Linked DNA regions of Mus musculus: region 2 is linked to region 1. Evidence: chromatin loops called from intact Hi-C (ENCODE). Cell type or tissue: heart. All regions are shown on one strand. Each heading gives the region's core, and the rest is flanking DNA. Links, peaks and the distances in the headings are about the cores only. Region 1 overlaps Igf1r (insulin-like growth factor I receptor). Region 2 overlaps Fam169b (family with sequence similarity 169, member B).

Region 1 (9,987 bases), core at 866-8,865:
GCAAGTTAGTTACTACTGCTGAGCCAGATTTGAAAGCTCTCCCCAAGCCCCTGGAAGGTCTATACAGCATGCTCACACAGAGCTCTGTGGTCAGGAGTCACTCTCTTGCACGGGTAGACTAAAGCTCAGAGAGCCCCAGCACAAGGTCACAGACCATCTGCTGTCTTCTTAATCCCTTCGAGCTGCATGGACCTACAGCACGGTTGAGCTCATCCCTCTTTGGACATGCTTGTAGGCACACCCTAGGGGGGGTTGGTGAGATGGTTGCCTCGCTCCACTTCTGTTAAAAATAACATCCTGCATCGATTGGTTGTGAGAATTGTCACTCGATGGCAGTACACACGTGGTGTCACGTCCACCTCCGTGCTCAGCCAGTGTGACTCGAGAAACTCCCTGAGATAAACAGCTTACAAGGAGAAGCATTTCACATTGGCTCCCAGTGTGGGAGCGGCAGTGGGGTCCATTGGATTTGTGGCGAGGTAACTGTTACGGTAGAAAAGGTGTGTCAGAGCGCACAGTCTCACTTTGTGGCTTGAAAGTGAAAGGGAGCCATTAGAGAAGCCGTTCTCTACCTGTGAGTCGTGACCCCTTGCCCCTTCACAGGAGTTACCTGAGACCGTTAGAAAGCACAGATGTTTCCATTTTGCCTCATAACAGTAGCAGATTACAATTATAAAGTAGTGTTATAGTTGGGGGTCACAACGACATGAGGAACTGTGTCAAGGGGACACAGCATTAGGAAGGTTGAGAACCCCTGCATTAAAGGGGTTCACAATCTTCCTGCTGTAGTCCTAAATCTTGAAGATAACTTTCTAATGACCTGGCAGCCTCCTAGGCTCCACCCCTCAGAAGTTACCTGGTGTTGCCAAAATTGGGGAAGAATCTTTCCACATGTGGGCCTTTTATTTGTACTCTCTTGAGTAGAGGTCTTTCTTTGTCATCTGATGTTGGTGGCTCAGTGGGTCTGGAGAATGACACTTCTTTTTTTTTTTTTTAAAAGATTTATTTATTTTATGTATATGAGTACACTGTAGCTGTACTGATGGTTGTGAGCCTTAATGTGGTTGCTGGGAACAAAGGTTGCCCACTCCGGTCGGCCCCACTCACTCTGGCCTAAAGATTTATTCATTATTAAATCTAAGTACACTGTAGCTGTCTTCAGACAGCACCAGAAGAGGGCGTCAGATCTCATTAAGGATGGTTGTGAGCCACCATGTGGTTGCCGGGATTTGAACTCAGGACCTTCAGAAGAGCAGTCAGTGCTCTTACCCGCTGAGCCATCTCTCCAGCCCCGAGAATGGCACTTCTTGGAGTGAGGTTTCAAGGAAGACATGAAGGTATTCCGATTGGCTCATCGAGTACAGGTTGAGAGCAGTGGACTTGCATTTGATGTGCACACGTTAAGGTGGGGCTCGGCTGTTGCTCTGCATCTCGGGGTTAAGCATCAAAGCAGGTTCCCACTGATATGTCAGGACCCATACAGTTTCCCAGAAACACTTCAAAACAGGTTCAGCTCCACTAGTGAAAGAATCCCAGGGGGGTTGTCAAGATTTCTTCACTTCTACACAAAAGACTCTGCCTACCCCTGGCCTTCTCTTCCCCAGCGCAGCGCTCACTCTCGTGGCGCCTTGGATGGTGAGGCAATGTACAGATGGAGAGGTTGGGCGTGCAGTGCAGGTGGTGGGCAGAGCACAGAGAGGTGCTAGTGACTGTACTCTGAATCTTGAGATGTCAAGGTGTGGGCTAGCATCGTCCCCCGTGAGGCTCCAACAGTTGAAAATGTCATCTCACAGGCTTTCTAATGAAACCTAGGAGGAGCTCGATGAGGTGACACTAGCTAGCTCAGGGTCTCCAGAAGATAGCTGCTGGTCAGAGGCAGGGCTTCCCGCAGATGAAGATACTCCGGTACGTGGGGTGATTGTAAGGAGATCGGATTTACTACAGGGCGGTAGGAACAGTGATGGTTCTGTGTAGTGGGAGAGGCCGTGGCTTCTCTGTGGACCACTCCATAGACTGAGAGGATTTCTCTAATACACTGGAGAGGATTGGTGGTGCTGGGGACCGCACGCTCACTCTTCCTTCCAGCCCCTCTGCTCTGCCACTATGATTCAGGAATCAACAAGGATGGAGTCAGTGTAGCCCAGGTATTTAGGATAATCTTCCTGCCTCAAACTCCCCTAGTGCTTGGATTGCAGCCAGTGTTACTGCTGGTGCCCAACTAAAACTTTATATTGGAATTTGAATTCCTCTCGTTTTCTTCTTATAAAATACTCCTATTTGGGGGTGGGGCGTGGGGGACTTGTTAATTTGTTTGTTTTTGCCCCAGCTGTTGGCAAGTGTAAAAAAAAAAAACCCTCTTGCTTGGGAGGGCCTTACAAAACTGAATAGACAGCAGGCCATATTGAGCCACTGACTGGTCCGTGGCCTGCTGTGCCCTGCAGCATCTTCACGGAGAACACTGCCACTGTGGCCTTTCTAAACTGACCTCCGAAGGCGTACAGGATGCAGGGGGCCTGCCTAGAGAAGCTCTGGGTTCTGAGTGCTGTTATAGCTTTACTTTGACCTCAGTGGTGCAGGGCAGTCCTACTCGTCCATTGCGAGAATAGTCAGTATGTGGGCAAAGGTGAAAGGATGGAGTAGGAGCATGGCTGCCTCTGAGTCTGTGTAAGGGTGTGCCCCACCAGCCTTGGTTAGGATACCAGGATCAGCACTGTCTCACGAGCTGAGAAACCGTTCAAAAGAGCAGGTGTGAGTTTTGTTCCTGTGGTTTGGGCCTGGTCACAGGAGAGGTATTGTTGGTTTTTTTCTTTTCTTTTATGCTGGAGCAAACATTTGTCTGAGAAACTCATGGAACTCCTGAAGTTGATCCATCCCCAGCTGCCTGGATTTTTTTTTTTTTTTTTGGTATGAATTTAATATGCTTGGGAAGGAGCCACCTGCTATGGGAAAGGCAGTGGACTTCCTGTTCCCAGCATAGAGAGGAGGAAGCTTACACACGGAGGCCGCTCTTGGATGCGAAATGATTGATTCAGGAGGCCTTTTTGCTTTGCCATTCAGAACCCCCTTGGCAGATCGGTCTCCTTTCTAAGAAAAGAACAGAGTGAAGGGAAGGGAGCCGGGCTGCTCCAGTAGGGAGTGTGGTGCCCTGATTTGGCTGAGACGCTGATGAGAGGAAGATGTGTTCTGTGAAAGGATTTTTTTTTTTTTTTTTTGGCACAGTAAGCAAACACTCTTGGGAGTAGTCTGAAGCCTGTTGGGTCTCACACGTAGAGGAAGGACTTCCATGGTGTGGTTCTGAGGCAGGAACAGCCCTTTCTCTGGCCATGCTTTGGTCTCGTCGTCCCTACACATGAACCAGTCTGCTTCAGGAGTAGCTAAGTATCCAGCCTTGTGTATTACAAAGTGTTCTAGCTTTAGAGGAAAGGCTGCCACCAAACACCAGGGTATCCAGGTCTGACTGTCAGTGCAATAGCTCAGTTTGAATTGATCTAGCAAATTCTGTGAGGCTGGGTCAGGGGAGCCTATCATTCCCATCTTTACCCCTGGGTTTCAGGGCTTTGGACACAGATTTGTCAGTGAACCCTGCTGAGGTCAGGGGCCAGTCCCAGAGTTCACGGAACCTGGAGATCCTGAAACAGGTTCCAGCCCTCGTGCTGCAGAATGGGACGACGATGTAAGCTCAGCCACAGAATTGATCCATTTGATCCATTAACATCTCCAGAGCTCACATGCCAAGTCTTCGGGATGCGGGATTCAGGAAGGAACTTGAACGTTTTACTAGCCGAGCGTCACCAGCTCAGATGCAGCTGAGACATACTCAGTCCAATCTGACTACTTCTGTACTTTTCCTCTCCACCCCCAGGAGGCTGGGAATCCCAGTCTGGTTTTGTCGAGATAAATTGAATAGAGTCATCACAGGCAGGTGACAGTGTCTGCTGGACGGTCCCTGGCATCGACTGTGTGCCAGCAACTGGGCTATATAGCATCCCCGTCTAGGTCCTGGCCCTAAAACAACCTTAGTTGCTTGAGATGCTAGAGGAGGACCCACTCAGTCCCGTAGGCCCTTCTGAAAGTCTGATCCCTGCTAAGAGTCACTACTACCTGGTACAGTACTAACAGGCGGCAGCAGGGGTACTGTATACATGAGGTCCTGGGCATATTTCAGTTTGCCAGTGCCTCACATAGATGGCAGCCTGTCCAGCTGAAGACACGGGGTGTGCTTGGGGGCTCAGAAGCCAAGTGAGGAATGGGCATAGCGGTGGGCGTACACCCCAGGATAGCACTCACTTCTAGAGGGATAGGTGTGCACCTTCACAGAGGGACATATTCTGTAAATCGCGGCTCCAGCTCATCAGAGCTGTCCAGTGGTTTTAAAGTGTGCTTTTTAGAGGGAGCATTTTATCAGCTTATTAATCCCAGAGTCTACTGGAGAGTTTTCTTGTGGAAAGAGTATTTAAAAAAAACAAAACAAAAAAAAAACAAGGTCTTAAATCGCACAGAGCAAAAAAGACTTCCTTTTATGGGCAGCCCTGGAAGGGCTGACTCTGGGATGATTTAAAAGAGGCATCACATGGCTTGTTTTTACTGATGTCACCTCATCCCTACCCTGCCCGTGGCACCTCCTCAGCCCCACCCCCCACCCCTGGCCACGGGGCTTGGGGCCAGACACATCTCATGTTCTTGCCCCCGGTTGCACTTTTCTATTCAGGGCTAGGCCTGTCAGCCAGAGAGGAAATTGCAGCCTGGCCACGGAGCTAAGCTCCTTGTGTCTGCTTCCCATTCCGATTAATCCTTCGGGAAATGATGGGGACCGGGGAGAACAAGCTTCTGCAGCAGCTAACCAGAGCAAGCCGGCTCAGGAGATCTGACTGTCTGTAGACAGTCGGGAGAGCGCCGTCTGCTAGCAAGACCATGGTTACTTACAGTAAAGCTGCATTGTCTGACAGCCTCACGCCGTTCCAGCTCACTCCCTGTGTGACTTCAGACAAATGATCAAATGCTGTGGTTGGTGCTTTTCCCTTATGCATACAATGAGGATGTGTTGTAATCATTGGAGTAAAGAGACATCTCTGGCTCTCGGGGACTGACGTGACTCCCGGGCCTAGAGCTTTTAGTACCTACCTGCAACCTGTCATGTGCCACTAGGACCAGTCACTTAGAGCCAGTGAGAATACCTAGTTAGCCTGGTCTTTGGTCCAGTTTGTTTTCCTCCGTCGAGACATTGGCCACTTAATTGGGATTTTTCTTTACCTCCAGAGGAGTAGGCAGTAAATATTGTAAGGTTCCTAGCTAAACAGCCGCTGTCTCAACTACTCAGCCTACAAAGGAGCTTAGAAACAGCCACAGGTGCTGTGTAACCAGCTCTGCTCTGGTACAATTCCGCTAACAACAGGCTCCAAGCTGCACCTGGCTCCGCTGTAATTGGTTGGCTTCACCCTGGGCCTCCAGAGTGCTTAATTCTTGGAGGTGGATCTCCAATGCACCTTTTTTCAGTTTTAAGATAACTACCTTCCACCTGGCCTGACTTGATCCTACAGAGTCCAAGGAAGCTGGCCAGATGGGCAAGAGTGGCTTTCTCTGCACAGGCAACTTCATGCCTACCAATAGGTTGCTTTCACACGCCTTTACCCCTGTGGGATTATTTGCTTTGTAAAGAAGTGTCCTGGTGGCCCAGTGATCAGCCTGGTAGAATGTTAGAAGCCTGTTCAGGGTGCTTTGAGATTCCTATATGTTCGAACTTCCATTTGTGGGTTTTAGTGTAAAGCGTCTGTTGAGCCAGGAGTTTTTATAAAACACAGTTTCCTGGAGGAGCATAGGTGGAGAGTGCTTTGGTCTCACACGCCTGTGATTGAGAGCTGCTAGGTACCCCTTTCCCTCAGAATCATGACCACCCTGTCCTTGTTTTCTGTCGGGCCTGTGTGTCTGTCCATCCGTCAGAGCCCAGGTGTGGTTCACTGCATGGCCTGGGTTGCAGAACTATGACTTGACGAGGGCATCAAGGGAATGAACAAAGAGTGTGCACTTGGGTATAGAGAAACGGGGACTGCGTGGACTGGGCTCTGGAAGCTCAGTATGTTTAGCGTATATATTTGAACAGAGAGGCAGATTACTGCATGCAGATAAACAAGGAAGCAGGATTATTATATACAGCTGAACATGGAGGCAGGTTTAGCCATCTCTGCAGGGAAGCCGTCTTGAGGCTGTAAACTTCCAGGGGAAGGACGTGACAGTGGACATATTCTGCACACACTGTCAGCACTTGCAACTCGGACCTCAGGGGAAGGCTTTACCATCTCTCTAAGCAAGCATCACTGGGGTAGACTTTGCCACTCCCATGGGACTGGGGCATTGGGGTCCTTGACATGGCCTTGCACGTGTCAGCAATACACACCTTCACTTGCTTAGGGTCTCCTCCACTGTCTACTCCCAGGCCTTTGCTGGTCAGGACGGTGGCTGCATGAGCAGCCTTTCTCTTCTGTCCTGTGTGCCAGCTGGCCCATGTAACTCTCGAGGACGAGGAAGCTTTGCAAAGGTTTGTGACCTTGTGGGAGTGATGGAGGTACGTCATGGGCTTTATACTGTTTTTACCTTGGCCTTGTTTGTAGAAGAAAATGATGCTTAGGACTTCCCTTGGTTCGTTGGCATCCGACTTGAAGTTTCTATTAGAACTCTGCTCCTGGGCATCCTACATCTTCAAGACAGGGATCTTCCTTCATGGGACATCCTCAGTGAGCAGGTGCTGGCGTGAGATAGCAAGCTTGGGATATGTGCTCCGTCTGTCTAGCACCCCTGCCGCCTCCTCCCTCAGGCCCACTGCCAGGGGCGCCCTGGTGCCAGGAAGAAACTTAGAAATAGCCCTGGTGTGAGATACAGAGAATGGTGCCTGTCAGGAAAGCTGTGATTCTCATTAGTGAGAGAGAGAGGTTTCCTCTTCTGGTTAATGTGTGGCCAGAAGAGGTGCTTAGACAGGAAGTGGGTTTTATCTCTTAGCAGTGCTATCATTAATACAACCGTCCATGGTGGAATCGGTGAACCAAGACTTGAAGTGAGTCTGGGCTTGGCACTGTGGCTGGGCCTGGGTTCTGGGCAAGATACATGGCAGGATGCCAGAGGCATCCAGATGGGAAGCAGAGAGTGCAGAGGTGGTACAGTTCTTCTGGGTCTCTCTGGCAGCTCATTCCTTTCTTCCCCATCACTCCCTTAGGTTTGAACTTATGCGCATGTGCTGGCAGTATAACCCCAAGATGCGGCCCTCCTTCCTGGAGATCATCGGCAGCATCAAGGATGAGATGGAGCCCAGCTTCCAGGAGGTCTCCTTCTACTACAGCGAGGAGAACAAGCCTCCCGAGCCAGAGGAGCTGGAGATGGAGCCTGAGAACATGGAGAGCGTCCCACTGGACCCTTCGGCCTCCTCAGCCTCCCTGCCTCTGCCTGAAAGACACTCAGGACACAAGGCTGAGAATGGCCCGGGCCCTGGCGTGCTCGTTCTCCGCGCCAGTTTTGATGAGAGACAGCCTTACGCTCACATGAACGGGGGACGCGCCAACGAGAGGGCCTTGCCTCTGCCCCAGTCCTCGACCTGCTGATCCTCGGACACACCGAAGCACGCGCCAACAGTAACGTGTGTGCGCCCACTCGGTGGGCGGGGGGGCGGGGAGGGGAGAGCAGGTTGTAACAATCTATTCACAAGCCTCCTGTACCTCAGTGGATCTTCAGACCTGCCATTGCTGCCCACGGGAGACGGCTTCTCTGCAGTAAACACATTTGGGACCTTCCTTTTTTCAATATGCAAGCAGCTTTTTATTTCCTTTACCCGAACCCTTAACTGACATGGGCCTCTGCAAACCTTAATGACAACACTTAATAGCAACAGGACACTCGAGAATTGAGTCTCTTCGTTCTCTGCCTTTTTCTCTCCTCTGCCTTCCCTCTCTGCCCTCTCCCCTTCCACTTCCACGCTCTCCTTTCTCTCTTTTCTGCTTTACAGTGGAAAAATGTTTGTGAACGCCCATCTGGGAAGCCTTCTTTTTTAAAAAAAAAAAAAAAATCAGATTGACTTAATGGCTGCCCCTGGGGCTCCTCATCACCCCGCATACACCTGCCTGACACCGTAGGTCTTTTAAAAAAAAGAAAAGGAAAGAAAAAGAAAAAAAATTCACACACTGAGATGGAATTTTTTTTAACCTTTTTTAGGGTCACCCCAAAATTTAAAAGGGCCATTGTTCATCCGTGGCTATCATTTTTCACGCTGCCATTTTTGCCAAAATCCTGTTTTCGGTTTGGTTTTTCTCACACGCATATACTCCCTGCGCTGATTTCCCTTTGTCCAGAGGCGTGGGATGAACCATGGTGTCTGGTTGATGATAACATTTGAGAGACACGTGCTGAGGCCCCCCACTGTGCCCGGCTCTCCCAGCCCACATCTCCTGGGTCTCGTTGCATGGTTACCGTTTGGGAGAACTGGACAAGATGGAACTCGCCCTCCTTGAAGAAGGGGAAAGCAGAACTGGTTCTCCACCCCTCCCCCACCCACAGCACCCCAAGAATTCTGGAGGAAGTGGCCATGGGCAAGCTTGAAGGTCAGGTTGTGGGTCAAGGTGGTCCTCACACCAGCCTCGTCCCCCTCCCCGACCTCCCTCCTGCCCCTCCCCTGAGGGCCACACACTCGAAAGGGTTCCGGGGACTCGGCCTGGCTGTTGGTTATGGATGTTCGAGGAAGGGATTCAGAGCCACAGCAGCCTGGAGCCGCCCGCCCAGGCAGTGGATCCAAGCAGTGTGAGCTTTCACATGGTCTGTTACTAGGACTTCTTCATGGGTCTCTCAGTTCTATGTTAGACCGTGAAACATTTGCATACACATCGTCTTTAATGTCAGTTTTATAACTTTTTTACAGTTCAGATATTCATCTATACATCTGTACAGGAAAAGAAAAGCTGCTATTTTTTTTTTGTTCTTTATCTTTGTGGATTTAATCTATGAAACTTTCAGGTCTACCCCTTCTTCCTTTCTGCTCACTCCAAGAAACTTCCTCTGCTTATCACTAGAGTGTGGTTTTTCTTCCTCTTCTCCGGCAACTGATGCTTCTAGGACATAACTTGCCGTGAACTGTTTGATGCCTTTTTTATAAATACATCTCCCTTCCCCTGCTCCCTGCAGCCCCATTCATTACCCTCTAACCCATAGGCTCTGTGAGCACAGTCACAGGTGAGGGAGTGGGGAGGGTGGGAGTCCAGAGCCCACAGACTCCTGGGCCCTACTCTCTCCTTTCCTTGCTTCCCCGCACACAGCATCTGCTCCAGGGCAAGGCATGCCACAAACTCAGGTCAGAAACAAAAAGGTTAAAAATCCCACACATCCTGGTTTAGTGTTTCTAGTCCCTGTTGTTGAAAGTCACACTTTGCTTTCTCTCCTTGCTTTGGTTCACACACACACACACACACACACACACACACACACACACACACCCCAATTTGGGAATACAATAGCAGTTTTAACTGCAGACAATAGTCATTGGATTATTATTTAAATGAATATTTGATCTTTCACACACACACACACACACACAATAGCTGCTGAGTCCCCAGGATGCAGCAGAGCTGGTCCAGTGGCCCATCTGCCACCTCCTTCACAAGCAGGCCCACCTGTCTTTAGAACCAGCTTGTCTGAAGGGGTGGCCTCCCTGGGAGCAAGATGTAAGACACCAACTCCCCATGGCCAGGAGCAGCAACTTTAGTGGGTGTGCTATAAAGCCCACTCCCGGGCCGGAAATCCCAAAGTGGAGTAGAGCTGACCCTACAGTGGCCCTAGAGCCCCTTGCTGTTCCTCCTTAACCAGAATCCCGGAGCTCTGGGCTTGGAGGCCCCTCCCCCTGGAGTGGGGTTGGGGGAGGGGTCCTGTCTTGTTTCGATTTAGCACTTCTTACCAGAGCAGTGACAGCGCGAGAGATGCTTCTGGGTGGAAATATTTAAATTAGGAGTAGGAAAACTG
Region 2 (9,987 bases), core at 587-8,586, 63 kb after region 1:
TCCCTCCCCCCCTTCCTGCCGACAGGAGCTGTTCTTGTATTCTTTCTTGTGTTCTTGTGGACATCTCTTCCTCTCCGAGGTAGACCTTGTCCTCAGGCTATGAGCTGAACTAAAATCCTTCCTGAAACTTCTTTAGTCAGGTAGTTTGTCCCAGCCATGAGAAAAATACCAAACACACATACACTGCCCTTGAAGCTTTAACTTTTTCTTGTTCCTTAAATTAAAATGTTTTATGTCGTATGGTCAACATCAGCACATCAGCTTAGACTCTATCCGAGTTTATTATTGTTTCCCAGTCCCCATTGCTTCCTAACGAGCCTTTTCTTCTAGAGGTCAATTACCTATATGCTAATGTGCCTAAGAAATAATTATATCGGAGGTCTTCTCACAGCAAACTCTTGAATGATATGTTTCTAATATTTCTTTATTTCATCTGATGTCTTGGAAGTTGTTTTTGCTAGAAGGAGGAGGAATGTTATTTACCTTTATTTAGCTCATTAAAAATGACATTCCGGGCTGGAGAGATGGCTCAGTGGTTAAGAGCACCGACTGCTCTTCCGAAGGTCCTGAGTTCAAATCCCAGCAACCACATGGTGGCTCACAACCATCGGTCATAATGAGATCTGACGCCCTCTTCTGGTGCATCTGAAGACAGCTACAGTGTACTTAGATATAATAATAAATAAATCTAAAAAAAAAAAAAAGGCATTCCATTGTCTCCTGCCTTCCAGAGTTTTGTGAAGAAGGCAGCTGTCCACTTATTAGCAGCCAAGTGGAAAGATCTGTAGATCTGTCCTTTCTTCCCGAATGCTTCCAGGTGTGCGTGTGTGTGTGTGTGTGTGTGTGTGTGTGTGTGTGTGTGTGCGCGTGCGTGCGCGCACATGCGAGTGTGCTGTTTTGCAGTGTGACTAGTGTGTCTAGGTGAGGGATTGGTTAAGATTACAGAATCTAAGAGTAGGTGTCATCATTAACTCATCTACGTTTTCTTCACGTTTGGGTTCTTCCTTCGTCTTCTCCTCCTGGAAGTTTAATTAGTCTGCCACAGCATCCCGTATCTCACGCCACTGTGCTTGGTTTCTCTTTACTTTCCAAGTGTACCAGCTGTGTCTCTCTCTCTGCTGTGTTCTGGGTCAATGACTCAGCTAAGATGTTCCGTTTTAGAAATTCTACTTCCCTTTCCTCCTCAATTCTTACTGGGCAACGTGAAAGGTCTCGGCGCCCTTTGTTTCTTACTGTTTCCCCGGTCACATTTAACATCTGCATCTCCTATAGCCTGTGGTTTCAGTGTGCCATATATAGTCTGTCTGCCTCTTCAATGGTATTTGCTTCACCGTATGCTCAGGGTCTTTTTTTCACCTAGTCGTTTTGTTTGTTTACTTTGGTTTTGAAACAGGGTGTCATTATGTAGCGCCAACTGGCCTGGAGTTTGTTACACAGATCAGCAAAGCCGAAAATTCATAGAGGTCACTCTACCATTGCTTCCTGAGTGATAGGATTAAAGACATGCACCACCATGCCCAGGAGCTTGAGGAGTTTTACAGGTCAGATTCTAATGACCTCGAGCCTGGTACCCTTATCTTTAGCCCAGAAGCACTAGTGACTGAATACTGAAGAAGGTGGTGGCACTTGGCTTTCAGCAGTTTTCAATGCACTATGTGGAAGCTCTCCTTCTGAAGGCTTCCCATGCCTTTTAGCTTATACTGGTTAGAATACCTTAGTAAGATATTTCTTTTTTTTAAGAAACTTTTTTTTTACAGATTTATTTATTTATTACATGTAAGTACACTGTAGCTGTCTTCAGACACTCCAGAAGAGGGCGTCAGATCTCATTACGGGTGGTTGTGAGCCACCATGTGGTTGCTGGGATTTGAACTTCGGACCTTTGGAAAAGCAGTTGGGTGCTCTTACCCACTGAGCCATCTCACCAGCCCAGTAAGATATTTCATAATTTAGAGGATTGGACATCCTAGTTTTCTGTTGGTATGCTCCTTGACTTTCTGGTAACGCTAGAACCATGATTGACTTAGGCTGCTTCCTGGGTTAGTTCATGAAGCCACCACAATTGAACGCTGCCCAGTGAATTTCATTGGCCTTTTTGGAAAGAAGGATTAAAGTACATCAGCGTGCCAAAACCTGGCTCACATGTGTCATCTGTCTTGTCACCTTCACCGCCATCTCTGCTCTAAGCTGTCTCTGCGCTTGCCTGAACTTTGTGAAATGTCTCTGACTCTGGCCCTTACTTACCACAGTGTGCTCTGGATGAACCAGTAAGCATTCTTTCCACACATCCGTTTCTCTCTTCTTGCCATTTCTTGCAACATTCTCAAAGTTGACGTCAAATACTAAGAATATATTGGCAAAAGACCTGAGAGGACATTTCCCAAAGAAGATGTACTGGTGAGCACCGGAAACATGATGCTCTCTCTACGTTACCAGCCATCAGGAAAGCACAAGTGGAAACCACAGGCTGCTATCCCCTCCGCCCCACTGGGTGGCTACCATAAAACACCAACAAGACAGACAATACAAGTGTAGCTGAGGATGGGGGGAAACTGGAATTCTTGTGTCTTGTTGACAGGAGTGTAAAATCTTTACAGCCTGATGTGGAGAGGTAAGCGCTGTAGTTCTGTGGCAGAGTGCTTGTCTAGTATGCCAGAGTTCTGGGCTTCAGTCTTCACTACTGCTACCAGAGAGGAAGAAAGGAAGGGAGGAAAAAGCCTGCTATGGAAGTTTTGAAAACAATTAAACAGAATTACCATATGGTCCAGTAATTCCTCTTCTGGATGTACAGACTGGAGGACCACAAGCAGGAACTTGGACAGTGTTTGTACCTCCAAGTAACATGTTTCATATGTAAGAGATGGAGAACAACTGAAGTGCCCTTTGTGACAAAATGTTCTCAACAAAGGTCTTCATTGGGCTGTGAATGAAGAAGTGCAGCTACAACAGGGATGAACTCTGAAGCCAGTGTGCTTAATGAAACGAGTCAGCTGCAAATGGCAAAGGCTGGGTGGTCCCACTTGGACGACTGTACCTTAATAGTCAAACTCCGGAGCTGGGGCGTGTACTGGCTGCAGGGCGCTGGAGAAGTGTTAGAATCCGGAATGTGGAGGGTGCTCTTTCGGTCTGAGATGGGGGAGGAGTAGTGAGGACGGCACAGTGGTACAGATGTGCTTACAGTCCCACAACTGTACATGGCCAAATGGTAACCACAATGAAACTATCTGAAATAATTATGGAGATGTATTGTGATTCCCATTAAAAACTAAACTTGAAGGCAGAGGCCAGATACTCCGTCCAACCCCCTCCCCTGCCTGCAACAATGTTTCTCTGTGTAATAAGCCCTGCCTGGCCTAGAACTCATTCTGTAGACTAAACTGTCCTTGAACTCAGAGACCCACCTGCCTCCGGATTGCTGGGATTAAAGGCCACGCCTGGTGAAGTTCATTTACTGGCTCAGTGGTTAAGAGCACTGACTGGTTTTTCCAGAGGTCCTGAGTTCAAATCCCAGCAACAGGTGGTGGCTCACAACCATCTGTAATGAGATCTGATGCCCTCTTCTGCTGTGTCTGAAGGCAGCGGCAGTGTAGCTGAAGAACTTGCACTAGTGTAGGTAGCCCATGAAAATGGAAGTAGAATATTCCTTTTTTCTTTTATGACTGGCTTATTGCCCTCAGTGCAGTGGCCTCAAGTTCTGTTCACGTCAGTTGCCCCTAAATTCCCTTCCCTTTTAAAGCTGAACTACATCCCATGCTGTGTGTGTAGAGCACCTCTCCTCTGCCAGTGGACGCTGGAGTTGCCTTTTGCTTTGGTCTTTTGTGACCAGTGTTTCTATGAATAGTTTGCAAGTTCAGCATCCTCAGAACTAGGGCCGCCATGAACTGACATTTAAAGTGAGTGGTTGATTCAATATTAATTAGTAGGGAGACCTGGTGAGCTAGCTCGACTGTTGAGACTAACCACTGCTGATGCAGAGGGCCTGGGTTTGACTCCTAGCACCTGGCCTGACTCGTAACTATCTGTAACCCAAGTCCCAGCGGTTCTCATGCCCTCTTCTGGCCTCTGTGGACATCAGGTATAGATGTAGGCGAATACTTAATACCTACAAAATAAAAAGCTTTAAAATGGTGGGAGGCGAGTCATCAGAGCTCTGCAGGAAATCTCAAGGTCTGGATTTGAGTTTTTACTTCATTACTAATTAACCTTTGAATCTCTTTTCCCTCACTGGACAAACGGTCAGTGCACTGTGCTTTATGGACTCTGTGGGGTTGATACACATTTCACACAAGTTGTACGCGTAAAAGCCCTTTGGAAACTGGGTCCCTCTGCCAGTGTGAGGTTTCACCAGGACTTTGATGTGATCACGTGAAAACACACCACTACCCTTCCCCCATCCTCTCATACTTTAGAAACATTGTTTATCCAAAAAACCCCCACAAGATATCATGTTTCCTTTCTATTCCGTCACAGTAACACAGTAACAGTAACTCCATGCAAGCATCAGCATTCTGCTTCCTGTACTTCTCAGCCTTAATTTAGACACACAAGTCTGGCACTCTGTAAAAGGCAGTTATCGAGGTGCGCTTCCAGTTGTTGAGAAGCAGATGTTTCCCCTTAGCAAATCCTCTCAGGTCAGAGGAGCCTGTTGAACTCTGCGATGGCTGTTCCTGCTTGTCAACTCCACCCGGAATGAGCTGCAATCCAAAAACAGAGGGCACACCTGTGATCCAGATCTTGGAACTGGAAGAGACAGGTCTTTGATCCAGATCTTGAGGAACAGTGGCCATGATGGGCTAGGCTCAGGCAAGGTGGTACACGCCTTTAATTCCAGGAGACAGAGGCAAGTGGATCTCTGAATTAAAAAAAAAAAAAAAAAAAAAGCTTAGGTCCAGGCCTGGTGGTACACATCTTTAATCTGGGCCACACCTTCTGCTGGAGGCCTACAGAAGGACAATGGAAGAAGGAAGGGTTTATTCTTCGCCAGTTTGCACTTGCTGGCCAGCACATCTGTTGGAACCTTCTTCAGGATTCCAGCTTGTACAGAAGACCAGCTGAGACACTTAGCCTCATGGGACTGAGCGACTTCTAGATTCTTGGACTTCCTATTCACAGCTGCCCATTGTTGGGTTAGTTGGACTGCAGACTGTTAGTCATTCCAGTAAGTTTTGTGACTCTAGAGAACCCCGACTAATACAAACTCCACCTATTCTCAGGGGCTGCCCATCAGAACGATGAGCCAAGTTCTTGAGCAGTGGGGCTGCAGCTGAGTCCATAACCCGGCTTCCTCACTGAGACTCTGGGTTCCTTCCTCTCTACCCACTTGCTCTTCACGAAACTCACATGCAGGCTAGAAAGCCATTTGTTCCTCTTCAGAAGTTTATTTAAAATGTAACAGGTGAAGACCCGTAGGGGATGTGGTTTTTGTATAGAAGTGCCTGAAGTCACTAGGAGAGCCCTGATGTTTGGTTGGGTCTGAGAACTGTCATCTATTGGCATACAATGAATGCATCACAGTGGTGAGAGGTTATTTTTCTTTGTCCTTTGGGTCCTGGGAGATATGTGGTTCTAGTTCCACGCTGAGCAATTGTCCTACCACAGGGCTCCTTTTCCGTCTTCAGGACTGCCACACACACACACACACACACACACACACACACGCGCGCGCGCGCGCGCACGCGCACACGCACACACGCACATGCACACACACACATGCACACACGCACACGCTCCGTCTTACTGATACTAGGGTATTTTCATGTTTTTAGTGATTAAACTCAGAATGTTAAGACTGGGGTTTTCTGCTCTTACTCTGTTGCTCTCTTACTCTCTTTCCCTCTTACCTTATTCCTCTCTGTCCTTTCTCCCCCTATTCCTCTCCCCCCTCTCTCTACATGGTCTTGGCAAGCCTCTACTCCTCTTGTCTCTCTCCTTTCTCTCTGCCTCTACTCTCCTCCCAATTCTACTTCCCATGCCCTAAATAAACTTTATTCTCTACCATATGTATGTATATATACACACAACCGTGTGTGTGTGTGTGTGTATATACACATACATATATACAGACTCAGGCTTTCTGTCTTGTCCTGTGGGTATGACAAACCCCCTCTCCCTTTCCAGCAAAGCCCAGACAAATAGTAACCTCACAGGTGACCAGCTGGGACCAAGTGGCTCCATGTCTCATGGGTGAGGAACTTGCACTTGTAGCAGCTGTGACCGGGAGGCCTTTCTATTCATATAGAAGTAGCTACTGGAGATGCTATTTCCTGTTCTCTGTCCTCCTTCTCAGGGATTCCATATATGTCACTGAATATGACACTTCCTTGAATGTTAAAGGAACAGAATGCTACAGTCTCAAATAATATATTTTTTAAAGTTTATTTTTCTTTGTTATTGGATTTTTTTATTAGATATTTACTTTATTTATATTTCAAATGTTGTCCTCTTTCTTGGTTTCCCCTCCGAAAATCCCCTATCCCTTCCCCCCACAGCCTGCTCACCAACCCACTCACACCTGCTTCCTGGCCCTGGCATTCCCCTACACTGGGGCATAGAGCCTTCACAGGACCATGGGCCTTTCCTCCCATTGACTAGGCCGCCCTCTGCTACATATGCAGCTGGAGCCGTGCGTCCCTCCATGTGTACTCTTTGGTTGGTGATTTAGTCCCTGGGAGCTCTGGGGGTAGTGGTTAGTTCATATTGTTGTTCCTCCTATGGGGCTGCAACCCCTTCAGCTCCTTGGGTCCTTTCTCTAGCTCCTTCATTGGGGACCCTGTGCTCTGTCCTATGGTTGGCTGCGAGGATCCACCTCTGTATTTGTCAGGCACTGGTGGATCCTCTCTGGAGATGGCAGTAACAGGCTTCCGTCAGTAAACACTTGTTGGTATCCACAAGAGTATCTGGGTTTGGCGATTGTATATGGGATGGATCCTCAGGTGGGGCAGTCTCTGGACCACCATTCTTTTAGTCTCTGCTCTACACTTTGTATCTGTAACTCCTTTCATGGGTATTTTGTTTCCCCTTCTAAGAAGGATCGAAGTATCTGCACTTTGATCTTCCTTCTTCTTGAGTTTCATGTGGTCTGTGAATTGGATCTTGGGTATTCCAAGCTTCTGGGCTAATTAATATCCACTTATCAGTGAGTGCATACCATGTGTGTTCTTTTGTGATTGGATTAACTCACTTGGGATGATGCTTTCTAGTTCCATCCATTTGCCTAAGAATTTCATAAATTCATTGTTTTTAATAAGCTGAGTTAAAAGTTTATTTTCTGTGTGTATGTATTATGTGCGTTTGTGAATGCCAGTGTGCACATGCCAGGGCACATGTGTGCACATGCCAGGGCACACATGTGTGAACATGCCAGGGCACATGTGTGCACATGCCAGGGCACACATGTGAAGGTCAGAGGACAACTTTTGAGAGTTAGATCCAGAACTTGACCTCTGGTCACCAGGCACTCTCAGCAAGCATTTTTACCTGCTTGGTCCTCTTGCTGGCTCTTCTCAGGGGAAAAATGGTTTTATGCTGTTCATCTGCACTGTTATTCAGGTTACAAGACTTAAAGACCTTCATATTAAAAGCAGTTAGAGGCTGGAGGGAGGGCTTACAGGGGAGAGCGCTTGCTGCACTGGTATCATACAGATCTGAAGCACACCCCGGCACCCCGGTGCCCGCGTGAAAGCTGAATGTGGCTGTGCACATGCCTGTAATCTCAGCACTGGAGGGTGCAAACATGGATCATTTTGAATGACTGCTGTCCATCTGCCTAGCTTCAGAACCATCGAGAGGCTGGAATAGAGCGAAGACTGATTGATAGAGCAAGACATCCAATGTCCTTCCCTGGGCGGCTAAGCGTGCACCCCAGAAACGTGAACTTACAGCATGCAATAACCAAGCTTTACTGGAAAGGGAGAGGAGCTTTGTCATACACCCAGGACAAGACACACACATACACACACACACACACACATACACACACACATACACACACATACATACACACACACATACACACACACACATACACACACACACATACACACACACATACACACACACATACACACACACATACACACACACACATACACACACATACACGCACACACACACATACACACACACACATACACACACATACACACACACATACACACACACACACACAGCAATTAGGAGCTGAAACATTCTTATATCAGAACTATCACTGCAAGGTAGGAAGATTTAGCAGATTCTGGCAATAGCTAAGTTTCTAAAGTTATCTGCGAGAGAATTAGAAACCCTGTATTTATATAACCAACACTCATAATGAAGTTGTTCAAACCCTTGCTTCATCCTATTGCATTAGCTACTAATGAGAGCTAGTCACAGGTAACTCTTTCCTAACACCAAGGTGTTATATATTGCTTATTTCATTACAAAACAAAACCAGGACCATGTAAACGTTTGCGTGGGTGTCACATAAAGTCATCTGCATATTTTACCGTCTTAGATGAGGGACAAGCGATTGTTCTCAGTTGAGGCATTGACAAGTTGCAAGTTGGCCAATATTAATCATGCGACAACAGAGCAACAGGCAGCCTGTCAATCACCAGGGAATAAAACCCACTGCCAGCCACCTGCAGACCTTCCACAGCGCCTCCTTGACAACTTTGCTCATCTGCTCAAAAATTCTAACATATTCTACATTCTGTCTTCCAACTTAAAAAAAAAAAAAAAAAGAACTTTGCTAAGAATATTTTGGCAATCAGATGCTTTTCAAAAAACAACAAAAATATCCAAGTGTTTATTGGCCTCACCTTCTGTTCTCTACTTTATTGGAAAGAGATGTACTGTGGCACCATTGACAGATGCCTTTTCTGGTGGCAGGTTCTTTGTGGTCTGACTCTGGACTCAGACTCTTGCCTGTTTGCCATCTGTAATAGGGATGGGCCCTTCCCCTCTTGCATTTTTTCAAACACTGTTCTCCAAGGTATGTTCTGTCATCTGGCAAATGGCACCCTGGGACCAGAGTCCCTTGTTAGCTGAGTTTGGGATATAAACCTGAATGCTGCGAAATTTTCTTTCTCTCATCCTTCCCTTCTGCCCTTCCTTCCTTCCTTCCTTCCTTCCTTCCTTCCTTCCTTCCTTCCTTCCTTCCTTCTTTCTTCTTCCTCCTCCTCCTCATTTGTTTGTTTGTTTTTTGCTTTTGAGACAGTGTTTCATTGTGTAGCCATGGCTGGCCTGGAACTCCACCTGTAGGCCAATCTTTTCTCAAACTCATAGAGCTCTCCCTGTTTCTGCCTCCTGAGTATTGGGATTTAAAGGCACGTGCTACTGTTGCCTGGCCTGCTACAAAATTTCTAACAGTACTTGGTTGCTGATGGGACTCCCAGGCATGGGCTCAGAGTCACCTTCCCTAAACATGCTGGCATTAGAATCCCACCTTGTGTCATCACTAGCTTATCCCGAGCATATCTGCAGACCTAGTGTTTCACAACAAGCATCAGGGGAATGGAGTTATAGGCAGGAAAGAGGTGGGGATGTGCACGAAGACTTTCAGTCTTGAGAGGAGTGCAGAGTGTTAACTCACACGATTCCCTGGTGGGTGAGTTTTCAGAGTTTTTTTCTTCTTAAAAATAAAAAACAAAACCCTAACATTTGTGGGGTGTGTGTGTGTGTGCGCACACGTATGACACAGTGCACCATGGAAGTCAGGGGACAACTTGCAAGAGCTGGTTCTCTGGTTCTTCCACGGGGGCCTGGGATTGCTGGGGTTGTGTGAGGCTTCCTGGCAAGTGCTTTGAGCAAGATGCAATGAGCCATCTTGTCAGTTTTCTTTCTTTTTTAAATGTTATTTCTCCTTCTGAGAAAGATTCAACCATCCTCCCTTGGGCCCTCCTTTGGGTTTGTTGATTATAGCATGGGTATCCTGTATTTTATGGCTAATATCCACTTATAACTGAGTACAGGCCATGCATGTCCTTTTGGGTCTGGGATACCTCACTC

The links. Peaks named below come from ENCODE experiments on the same cell type or tissue, not always from the same donor. Only the 100,000 strongest peaks of a DNase experiment are listed, where the experiment ranks them.
Region 2: a loop joins it to region 1, with 2.2 times the contacts of the local background. A loop is called at or near these places in 4 of 42 quality-filtered maps.

Annotation. Positions count from the first base shown.
Region 1 is chr7:68,218,816-68,228,802 of GRCm38, forward strand. It overlaps Igf1r (insulin-like growth factor I receptor), which reads left to right. Exons shown (of 21, transcript NM_010513.2): 21 at 7,205-9,987. The coding sequence ends at 7,586. Among named protein-coding and RNA genes, the nearest start is that of Pgpep1l, 40 kb to the right of the region's middle. In heart, for the core only: no CTCF peak of the experiment used is centred there; DNase peaks (open chromatin) are centred at 3,216 and 4,756; H3K27ac peaks cover 422 bases.
Region 2 is chr7:68,281,633-68,291,619 of GRCm38, forward strand. The region is part of intron 1 of Fam169b (family with sequence similarity 169, member B); the gene reads left to right. Among named protein-coding and RNA genes, the nearest start is that of Gm16157, 10 kb to the left of the region's middle. In heart, for the core only: no CTCF peak of the experiment used is centred there; DNase peaks (open chromatin) are centred at 4,599 and 5,089.